Regions from separate parts of the Homo sapiens genome. Here regions 1, 2 and 4 are each linked to region 3. A link is a loop called in an ENCODE intact Hi-C map of the cell type or tissue named here. Cell type or tissue: A673. All regions are shown on one strand. Region 1 overlaps LINC02320 (long intergenic non-protein coding RNA 2320). Region 2 has its middle 110 kb from the start of LINC02285. Region 3 overlaps WDR25 (WD repeat domain 25). Region 4 overlaps WDR25 (WD repeat domain 25).

Region 1 (2,500 bases), 1.2 Mb after region 3:
CGGCCTCCCAAAGTGCTAGGATTACAGGCGTGAGCCACCGCTCCCGGCCTCACCTTCCACATTTTCTACAATGAACAAGAAGAACTTGGCAAGTCAAGAGAAGAAGCAAAGCCATAGAGAGCTAGCCAGGGGCGTTGGCCGGCTGTGGATCTGTCCAGACCCAGGCCGCCCTCCTACGCGGGCCTGCTGCAACCTGCGCTGGGGTTGAGGCAGGAACCAAGCTTGGGGCCAACCGACTGCGTGGGACGTGGCTCCCGGATCTGCCCCTCACCAGCTGAGGACACCGGAGCGTCTCTCTCCAGGACTCAGTTTCCCCATCTGTGAAGTGAGGATAGTCCCACCCCCCAGCTCAATGGATCCCTGCGGGAGGAGGGAATGCGAGGCTGGTTGTGGGTCGGGGGGCCTCTTTCCGATTCTTCCTGAAGAACCCTGCACAGAGGAGACGGGGGACTGGGAGGGGCCTGGGTCTCCGAGTGTGGGCACGGGGAGCTGAGGTCTTGCAGCTCCTGGGTCTGGGGCGCCGGGGTTCTGTGAGAGCCCCAGCTTCGTCACGTACGACTTCCTCTCCTCTAATTGAGGGAATTGCAGAAGCCCCGGAGGGCGGCTGGTTCAGAGACCGAAACAAAGGCAGGATCAGGACCCTGGATCAGAATGGGGTCCACGCGTGAGTCTCTGTAATTAACGCTCTGGTGTCTCAAATTACGAGAAAATATATAAAACATGTAATTGCTTCTGTATTTTGGACACTCATTAGGAGAATAATAAATGTTATTATTTATTAATATGGTAATGAATCATCTCGCTTTTAAAATTAAACATTAAACCGCTAACAAATTAAATGTAAATTATTAGGCCCCGAGTTGATGGAAAGAGTTCCCCGGGGAGGGGCCGCTGGGCTCCTTCTTTGCAGAAATGAGTGCGTCGCCCTTTAACTAGGCGCGGAGGCTGCGAGCGGTGCGGGGTGACCTGAGGACACCCGAAGACACGGGCGACTCGCGGGGACATCCTGCCCCCTGCCGGCCGCGAGCGGGACCGCAGCGGCCCGCGGGTAGCGTCCCGCCGCGGAGGTGGTTTTTCCTTGTGATCTTTCCAGAAGCAGTGAAGCCCTCTTGGGCACCCGCGCCCCTCGCCTGGCAGACAGCCACCCGCTCGCGCACGAACTCGCTGCACAGAGCTGTCAGGAGTGGGGCGTGTGGCCTGGAGCGAGGCTGCTCGCGTAGGCTGGGCCTGGGCTCCTGGCCGTGTTGTCACCGCCAATCCCCACACACGCAAGAGAAAGCAGCTTCTAGCCTCATCTCACACACGGGAAAGTGAGGCTCAGAGATGTGTGGCCTGGCCGGGGTGCACAGCCAGTATCCGGTGGGCCTGGGATGCCAGCCCAGCCTGCCAGGCCCCAGGGTGGCCATCATGGAGTGGGACTCCCGGGCTGGCCCCCCAGAGCCTGTTCCAGGCACGTGCATTTGAATTAATGGGGTTACTGTTTCCTGAGGGCTCTTGCCAGACACCAGCTACTTACTGCACGTGGTTGAGCCCAATCAAGTAGGCAGTGTGCCCTGTGCCCATCTTACGCACGAGCAGACTGAGGCACGGAGAGGCTTCAGCGACTTGCCCAGGTCAGCAGCAAGGAAGTAGGGGCAGGAGAGAGAAGTAGGTCTTGCTGAGTCTAGAGTTAGCTCTTGACCACTCCAGGCCAGACTGGGTTCTCCCTCCTTCCAGGAGGAGGGCAGGCAGCCCCATCTGTGCCCATCCCTGCGGTGCACAAAACAGTGCAGCTTCCGGGCCACTGGCTGTGTTTCTAGGGATCACCTGAGTTAAAGCAAGAAAAGGAATCATTATTTTTTTAACCAATACATGATTTGGGGCTTAGAGGTTGTTTGCAGTCACTCTTATGAAGAATGCTACAGCAGACACCGTGGGTTCAAGGTTATTTCCTTGGGAAAGACTTCCAGAAGTCAAACTGCTGGAACCAAAGGCTGGGACAGCAGGATTTTGGCATGCATGTTATTAGGATCCTTCTCGTATATGTGTCCCAGCTTGCACTCATCTGGGGAGGGACTCAGAAAAGAGGGCCTCCTCCCCTCACAACCAATAGCACCCTTGAGATGGCCCAGGCTGGCAGGGTTGGAAAAGTCCAGCTCATCTATGGTCCAGTTCTCTGGTGGGCACTGACCCTTGAGCCAGCCACACCCACACCCACACCCACACCCATGCCTGTGGGGATCAGAGGTCAATAGATGCAGCCTCCAATGGTCTGAGGCTCCCTGACTTTCCTCCCGCCTTCTCTCCGTGTGTAATCCCAGCCCAGGGCCACCCTTTGGTGGCAAACACAGACACCCCTGTGTCAGCCATACGTATTCAGCCAAGGCTTTATGAGTACCTTCCACTTAGGAACCCTCACTTCTGTCTCTGCCTTCCCTTGCGATTATGAGTCCCAGCAATGGCAGCTGAGCACTCAGGATGCCCACTCCTGGCTCTGACTTTACGTCACTTTCTCAACACG
Region 2 (2,500 bases), 850 kb after region 3:
GAGGTGAGGGAGTCGGGTGGCCCTCCTTCACCGCACCAGCAGAAAACCCAACAAGGAAAGCGCAGCCAAGGGCTCTGCACCCACAGCCAAGGGCTGTATGTCCAGGGGGTAGGAGAGACGGTCCCCTGGGGGAGCAGAGTAGGGAGGTCTCGAGGAGCCATGACCTTTCAGGCAGACATGGCACTTAGGGGTGAGGAAATGCTTGTTTGCAGAGAGAGGAAGGGAGTGGGAGCTGGGGGCTGTGTTGTTTCCATATTCACAGAGCCAGATGAAAATAGGGTGGTCTAGAGTCGGTGGGGGAGGGACTTCAGGGCATCGGTTCTCATCGCCCACCCGACAGGGGTGGGCTCACCAAGGTCCCTGAGGGGAGCAGCTCCCCCTGCATTCGGACAGCTGTGAAAAGACACTCCTGACTTGCGTGTGACCCTGCGCGAGCCACTCCCTGTGCTGGGGGCCCAGGTTTCCCTTTGTAAGACAGAGGGAGGATGGCAGCTGCAAGAAGACAGCTAAGGACAATGGCGGAAGAGAGAGGGAAGTGGGGGAGCAGCGGGGGTGGGGGGCCTTTCTCAGACTCCAGCCTAGTGAGGAGTCCCTGCGCAGAAGAGGACACGACCACCCAGTGCGATCACGCCGCACAGTGGGGCTGCGGGAGAGCAGAGAATCCCCCTCTAGGGTGGGCTCCTAAGGGACGCGGGGTCCAGCCTCGCAGAGGACACGGCCCAGCTGGGGTACAAGGTCAGAGGGAGGGCAGTGAGCCCAGGGACCCGGGGGTCTGCTTGGCAGCAGAAGGGGCTTCTGAGGAAGGCCCAGCCTGGCGGTGGGGACCTAACAGGGGCTCACCCTGCTTCAAGCAGCAGGGTCTGAGCCCAGCTCCCAGCTAGGCTGCCGGCAAGGGAGAAACAAATGGAAAATTCAAGGTCCCTGCATTCCGAGAGGGCATTTGGTGCCTCTGCCACCCTCCTGGGCCTGTGTGTGTGCCGTATGTGCAAAATAGGGTGCGTGTGTGTGGGAACATGTCTCTGTGGGTTGTGTGTGACTTATAAACGCGTGTGAGTGCACGTCTGTGTACATGTGTGAGTATGACTGTCTCTGCGTGTACATGTACATGTGTTTGCGTGTGTGCACTTGAGTGTGGATGTTTATGAGCGTGTACGTGTGTTCATGTGTGTGCTTACGTGTGTGTGTGTGCGTGATTGTGTATGGCCAGGGCTGTGATCACAGACATCAGGGAAAAGCTCAGTACCCAAGCAGGGCCTTGGTCCCCAAACCGCCTCAGGCAGGAGAGGCGGGGGTGCCTGCCAGGGCCCCTCACCACCCTGGGCCGCTTCCTCCTGGGCAGGGCCCGCTGGGCAGGGAGCTCCAGTGGATCCCTGCCAGGTCTCCTGGCTCGCACTGCCCCCCAGTGGCCATCCTCAGTGCCCAAGGGCCTGGGGCTGGAGTGGACAGCGAACCACAGATAGGGCCCCGGAAGGACCAAGGCCATGGGCCCCCTCTGTGCAGGGGCTCTGTCCTCCAGCCCCCCTCCAAGAAAACAGCAGATTTTCTGACCTAAGACCTCCAGACCCACCAGGATGGTGCCTGTCCCTTCCAGGTGGGCCACCTCGCCCAGGCTTCTGGAGGGGAGAACCAGCCCCTTTTGACTAAACCAACTGCCAGGGATCTTAAAGAGGAAGGACCAGCCCATCCGATGCGCCCACCCGGAGATGCCTCCTGCCTGCCACCAGCTCCTGGTGGCCTCTGCCAGGTCACCCCTTGGTTCCAGACCTCAGCTGCAGCATCTGGGTTGGCAGGGCTGAGGACCCTCGCAATCAGACATCTCATGAGTTTTGGACTTTAAGACCTGATCAGCAGGGTCTGGGAGCTGCCCTGAATGTACCCTCAGAACCCCCTACAGAGGGGATCCTCAAAGCTTCTGCAGGATTGAGCTGCGTGTCCTGCTGCTGGAGCCAGCCACCCGGGCTTTCCCGTTCTTGGGAGGAAAGGAAAGAGAAGAACGAGTCCTTTCTGGGCCAATGAGGACTCAGGCCAGGAAAGCGAGGGGCTGGGCCAATACCCATCCCCCTGTCCCTGCCAGACGCATTTTCAAGAGTCTCTATTTTGGTCAAGAGAGTGGGCCTGGGAGAGAAAAGTGCTTGTGAGCGGAAGTTACAGAGGTCCTCTCAGGGCCATGGTGATGGGTGGGGGGCCCTCAGGAGGTCGGGCAGGGCTGTCCTCCCACCACAGAATCCCCCCAAACGGCAGCCTCATAGCATTGTCAGAACTCGTCTTCCTTACACAATTTCCGGATGAAATATCTGAAAAAAAAGAAAAACAATGCCCAGTTACGTTGGAATGTCTGACAAAGATGCAACATTTGAGATACGCTTATATGAAGACGTTATTTATTGTTGGTCTGAAATTCCAATGTAACAGAGTGTTCTGTGTTTTTATTTGCTGAGCCTGACAACAACAGCACTGTCTCTCCTCCAGGTTCCCGGTGGATTTTCTCTTTCCCAGGCAC
Region 3 (2,500 bases):
TGTATGTGTTGGCTCCAAGCATGAGGGCCTGGGAGCTGGCTTCAAGCATGTGTGGGTGAGGGACTTGAGGCTGGGGAAGCAAGGTCAGGGAAGGTTGCACGTGCCCTTCTGGGGACTTCTGGTTTTACATGGAAACTCTTTTTTGCATTGTCTTATTTATTTTACAGGCTACTGAAGTGATAGTAATGTAGTCCCCCAGTATGGAGGTACAGTGTGATAGGTCGTTGTGCCCACCTGGGACCTGTCTCCAGCCCTTCGAGCTGTGCACTGCATCCCTCCTCTCTCTCCTCGCAGCTAGCAAAGCACCTGATATGTAGCGGGTGCCAACTAAATGCTAGCTGAACAGAAAGCTCTTGGAAAGGAAATAACTTCAAGGGACCTGGCTTCACATCCAGCTTTGCTGCAGAGTAGCTAGCTGGTCGACCACTGGCCGGCTGCCTTCCTGTGGAGTCTAGTGTCTCATTTGTAAAAGGGCAAAATCATACCTGGGTCATGTGCTCATGTGAGAAAAATGCTGAAAAAGTGCCTTGCACAGAGCCAGGTACCTCATAGGCGCTCAGTAAATGGTGGTTCCCTTGCCCTTGTTTCCTCAGAGTTCTGGAACCAACTTTCCTACATCTTTTCTCTTGCAAATTACATTTTGAGCTTTTCTCCCTCGGAAACATTTTCTTAAGTGAAGAAAGGAAGCTCCAAGTATAGAGATGTCTTTGAAATGAGCTGAATTGATGGGTGGCATTTTTAAGTGGCGAACTGGAGTCCTGAAGTGGCTTGTCTGTGCTCTTTTCTAGCAAGACTCAGAGTCCTGTGGGAGAGAACGTCATATTCTCTCTTCAGCCTGGAGTTCCAGGATTTTCCACTTAGGTCTTTGGTGCTTTTCCTGCCATTCCGGGGGCTGTGAAGTGTGCGCGGAGGCTTCTGGCATCCCTGGCGTGGATCACAGCATGCTGGGATTGATCCTGTGGCCCCGGGGCTTCTCTGCTCTCCTTCCCAAGTCTGCGCTGCAAGGGCTGGAGGATGGGAAGCCCATCTGGAGGGTTGCTGGTGGGCCTGGGCAGTGTCTGACTGGCCCTGGAGTTCAAGTGGTGGCCCTTGTCCTCCCTGTGCTCACCTTCCTGTTGAGGCCTTCTTTTACCTGCCCGCTCACCTCTGGAGTTCTCTCTCCTGATGGTGAGGGGCAGACCTGGGGCCCTGTGGGACTGGCCTTCGCCTGGTGGCGTGAAGTGCTCCCTGGGCCCTGCTGGCAGAGTGGCAGCTTGGGTCACTTTTGCCTGGGAAATTTAGATTTCCTAAACAGAAGCATCCCCATGGTAGTTTTTGAGCAGAGAGCACCTGAGTAGAGGCATTGATTTCTGGCCTTGTGGAGTAGACAAATGTGCCAGGCACGGTGCCACTGGGGACGTGGGGGGAGAGACGTTTCTGCCCCCATGGAGGGGAAACTGTGAGCAGCCAACTAACTGTGACACCTCATGACCAGAAGAGGGCGCAGTGGGCCCAGCTTGGAATGGCAGTGAGGGTGGCTCAGACTGAGGGACTGTGGTAGGAATGCCCTGCTCCTGGGCGATTCAGAGACCTGGGTCCGGGTCTGTGGGGCTGCCCTGGGTGGGGCCAGGCGCCGCAGCTGTGCCCGCCTGTCCCGAGGAGACTGTGTGTGCTGCAGGTGATGACACTGGCATGGGCCCCTTGGGCTGCCAGGCAGCTTCTGGGGAGCCCCACCCACTGCACTGTGCACCCTGGGTTCCTTCCCAGGGCAGAGCACATTTGCTGTCATGAGGTTGGGCCAGGGTCAGCATGGCTGCTAGGGTTGGCATCTCCTGACCCTCTTTTTTTACTGTGGTGTCGTGAACATTAGGGCTTTTATAAGCCATAGATACAAATGGTGGGCCAGGGCCCTCTCTGTTTTAAGATATTTGTCAGTTTTCAGTGATGGGGTTATTTGGCAAATTGGTTTTGGGCAAATTGACTTTGAACAACTTTTCAGTGTGAAGAGTGTATGGCAGGGGCTGGAGGAGCCAGGATGGGAAGACAGATTGGGAACCGGCGGGGAGCCAGGCAGGAGCTGTGGCCAGAAGTCCCGGCTGAGGCCTCAGGCTTGCTGGGCCACCAGGTTTGTGCGTGGCCTGGCTGGGAGGCACATGGTGTTCTTTTCCCTCCTTGGTGTCAGAGGTGGGGCAGCATGGCAGATCTTGGGGACCTGGTGATCTGGGGAAGGCAGTGTGTGGGTGTGGGTGGTGGGTCTGGAGTGGGGATAGGGCCTCGGGCACAGGCAGGAGTCCTGGCTGGCTGCAGCCCAGTCCCTGGAGGAGAGGAAATGGTGGGTGCAGCATGGAATGAGCTCAAAGAGGCGGGTGCAGCAGTACACCCTTCCCAGGGTGCTTTCCCCCTGCCTTTTGGTTAAAATCTGCCAGTGTCTTCTGGGCCCCTGCTGGATCAGGAAGGAGGGAAGAGCTTGGGGGCTGGGTGACAAGACCTGCTTGGGTCCTTCCTCTACGGCCAGCCCCTT
Region 4 (2,500 bases), 140 kb after region 3:
CTGCTTTCCCCAAGACCATGTCCCTGCATCTCTACCAGGGGCCCGCAGTTGCCAGAAGAGTCTGAGTGAGACTCCCTTTTGGATCCAGCTCGTTAGGCTCGGGTAGCAGCGTCCCATGCCAGCTGTTGGTGTAATTAAGGTTGCCATAAAACCCACCAGCTAGACACACAAATGGCTCCTTTGCTCTTTCCTGGGGCATGAGCAGTTGTGAAGGCGAGTAAATCATGTTCGGTGGCGATCACTTCAAAGGCCAGCCTTCCACTTGCAGCCACATTATTGGCAGGGATCGCCCATAACACGGCTTGTTTCCCAGCCATTCACTTTTATGACACCCTAATGAATTGGGCCATTTCCATCCATTCTCAGAAAATGTACGGAACAACTGTTTTGGTTCTCCTCAAAAAGTTTGTCTTGGGAGGCAGGTGGTGTGTTGGCAGGGGCATGTAGGTAGTTCTTGGCTCCTGGGCAAGTTGCCTGTCTCTGAGACTTCATGCCCACCGAGAGAAGCTACCTATGGGGCTCTTGTCATGAGATAACTTATGTGAACCCCCCAGCCAAGGCCCAGCACCTAACGGGCACTCAGCGAGTGGCAGGGAGGGCCGTCATCTTCCTCATCCTTTCCCTGGGTCAGCCTCTTAGGGATCAAAGTGTTGAGGCTGGTGGGGGCTGTGATATCAAGGCCATGTGGGAGGATAGAGCAGGCACAGGCATGCAGAATCCAGTGCGTGGAGGAAGGCAGGCAGCCGTGCCGTGAGGGGCAGCTTGTCTCCCTGTTCTGCATTCAGAAGGCTTTTTTTTTCCACCCCTGGATCATTCTTTAGGCTTCAGGGGGCCCACTCTGAAATCTCCCTGGTTGAGGGTTGCTTTGGAAGAGGCTCAGAGAAGAGCGGTCATCTGTTGCCTACCCTCCCCCAGGAATTACAGAGGCAGGAATTGACCAGCAGGAGAATGAACCGTGGGTCCCAGGGAAGCCGTGGAGGTCGGAAGAGGCTCCACCATGCCCTGGCCCTGTGACCTTGAGCAAATCCGTACCTCTTCCTGGGCCTCAGTGAACCTCATCCAGAGAATGGGCCTCAACCTCCTCCTCCTCTAACCTAAACTGAAATTATGGAGTGACACATTTAATGTGAATTTGATGTATACATTTTAAGGAGGATGACAGAAAATATGTCTGCAAAATTTGAAAGGTATGAACTCCAATTAAAAAGTCAAGGTGGCTCATTTTGAGCTGGCGGGGCCCAGGGACTGAACTGTTTATGCTGCAGCCACATGGTGGCGGCCCAGGAACTGGTAAAGGGACCGGCCGGCCCCTGCGACCAACTTGAGACCTTGCTGCGCTTCCATGGCTGCGCGTGGGTGCCCAGCATGTTATTTCCATATTGTCATTAAAGTCCTGTCCTCTGTGAGTTTGTTAAGTGGAGCTACTTGCTGGTCCTGGTACTGGGACCCTTCTCCATCCCCTCACCAGAGCTGGATACTTGAGAGCAGAAGCTGAATGTGATAAAATCCTCTAAGAAAGCAAAACAACTGCTCAATACTTAATAAAGTCAGTTTATGAGACAGCAGACTGTGAAGTATCGGTGATGATGCTAAAACAATACAAAGTGTCGTTAAAGCTAAAATATGTCCTGTGATTCTGGCTTTATGGTCTGTCCCCAAGCACACTTGCTCCTGCATTACTGTGGCTCCTCTGGGACAACAATCTGGGACTTTGCAAGCTGTGAATTATGTGACGTCTTCAGAAGCAGGACCCACTCAAAGCATGACCCCAGTGTTGATGGATGTCAATATGCTCTCGAGGTGCCCTTGGCGAGTCAAGGCCCTTCCCTTTGCGCTTTCCCTGGGATCCTGCTGCTCTCAAGGGGTGATAGGGATGCCTCTCTGGACCCATGTGGCAATAGAGCAGGGGGGCTGAGAAGCTGACAGACACTGGACTGGGCATGGGGCAGGAGGGTCCATGATTCCATATATGGCTTGTGGGTGCTGCTCAGCCTGGGTGTGTGTGGCCCAGCATAAACTTCACTAAACCTGCCTGCCCCCTGGGTCCTTGGCCTTCCCTGCATAGGCGCCTGTCCGTGCTGCCAGGCCTGCCAGCATGACCGGTGTCCGCTCTTGCAGGTGATGAGAAGCTACAAGGCGACCATCCAGCAGACCTTGGACATCCTGTTCCTCCGGGAAGGCTCCGAGTTCCTGAGCAGCACAGACGCTTCCACCCGGGACTCAGCTGACCGCACCATTATTGCCTGGGATTTCCGGACCTCTGCCAAAATCTCCAACCAGATTTTCCACGTAAGAAATCCCATTTGGCATTGCTGTCAGTTTCAGCCACAGAGCGTATCCATGTAGTTCTGGTCTGTCTGAGGTCCCAGGTCCCTTCTGTGGGAGGAGGCTCACTGGACTGAAATCTCCAGGATGAGGGTAGTCAGGTCTCAGCCTGCCGCACACATGGAGAGCTTGCTGTGGGCTTCCAGATGCAACCTCCTTCTGCTCTTCTTGTGCC

What was found. Hi-C counts contacts between places; a loop is a spot of excess contacts. Peaks named below come from ENCODE experiments on the same cell type or tissue, not always from the same donor. Only the 100,000 strongest peaks of a DNase experiment are listed, where the experiment ranks them.
Region 1: it touches region 3 in a loop (10-fold over the local background); 68 of 110 quality-filtered maps call a loop at or near these places.
Region 2: a loop joins it to region 3, with 9 times the contacts of the local background. A loop is called at or near these places in 6 of 110 quality-filtered maps.
Region 4: a loop joins it to region 3, with 2.1 times the contacts of the local background. A loop is called at or near these places in 6 of 110 quality-filtered maps.

Annotation. Positions count from the first base shown.
Region 1 is chr14:101,627,599-101,630,098 of GRCh38, forward strand. It overlaps LINC02320 (long intergenic non-protein coding RNA 2320), which reads right to left. Exons shown (of 6, transcript NR_184269.1): 6 at 751-1,806. Among named protein-coding and RNA genes, the nearest start is that of DIO3, 67 kb to the left of the region's middle. In A673, CTCF peaks have their summits at 1,037 (motif pointing left) and 1,236; a DNase peak (open chromatin) is centred at 973; H3K4me3 peaks cover 518 bases.
Region 2 is chr14:101,234,017-101,236,516 of GRCh38, forward strand. No RefSeq gene overlaps it. Among named protein-coding and RNA genes, the nearest start is that of LINC02285, 110 kb to the left of the region's middle. RefSeq lists an enhancer at 2,010-2,500. In A673, a CTCF peak has its summit at 1,413 (motif pointing left); a DNase peak (open chromatin) is centred at 1,395.
Region 3 is chr14:100,382,390-100,384,889 of GRCh38, forward strand. All of the region lies in intron 2 of WDR25 (WD repeat domain 25), which reads left to right. Among named protein-coding and RNA genes, the nearest start is that of WDR25, 7.2 kb to the left of the region's middle. RefSeq lists enhancers at 1-375, 602-1,111. In A673, a CTCF peak has its summit at 1,474 (motif pointing right); a DNase peak (open chromatin) is centred at 1,492; H3K27ac peaks cover 1,189 bases.
Region 4 is chr14:100,523,752-100,526,251 of GRCh38, forward strand. It overlaps WDR25 (WD repeat domain 25), which reads left to right. Exons shown (of 7, transcript NM_001161476.3): 5 at 2,119-2,289. Among named protein-coding and RNA genes, the nearest start is that of BEGAIN, 62 kb to the right of the region's middle. In A673, a CTCF peak has its summit at 1,271 (motif pointing right); a DNase peak (open chromatin) is centred at 1,290.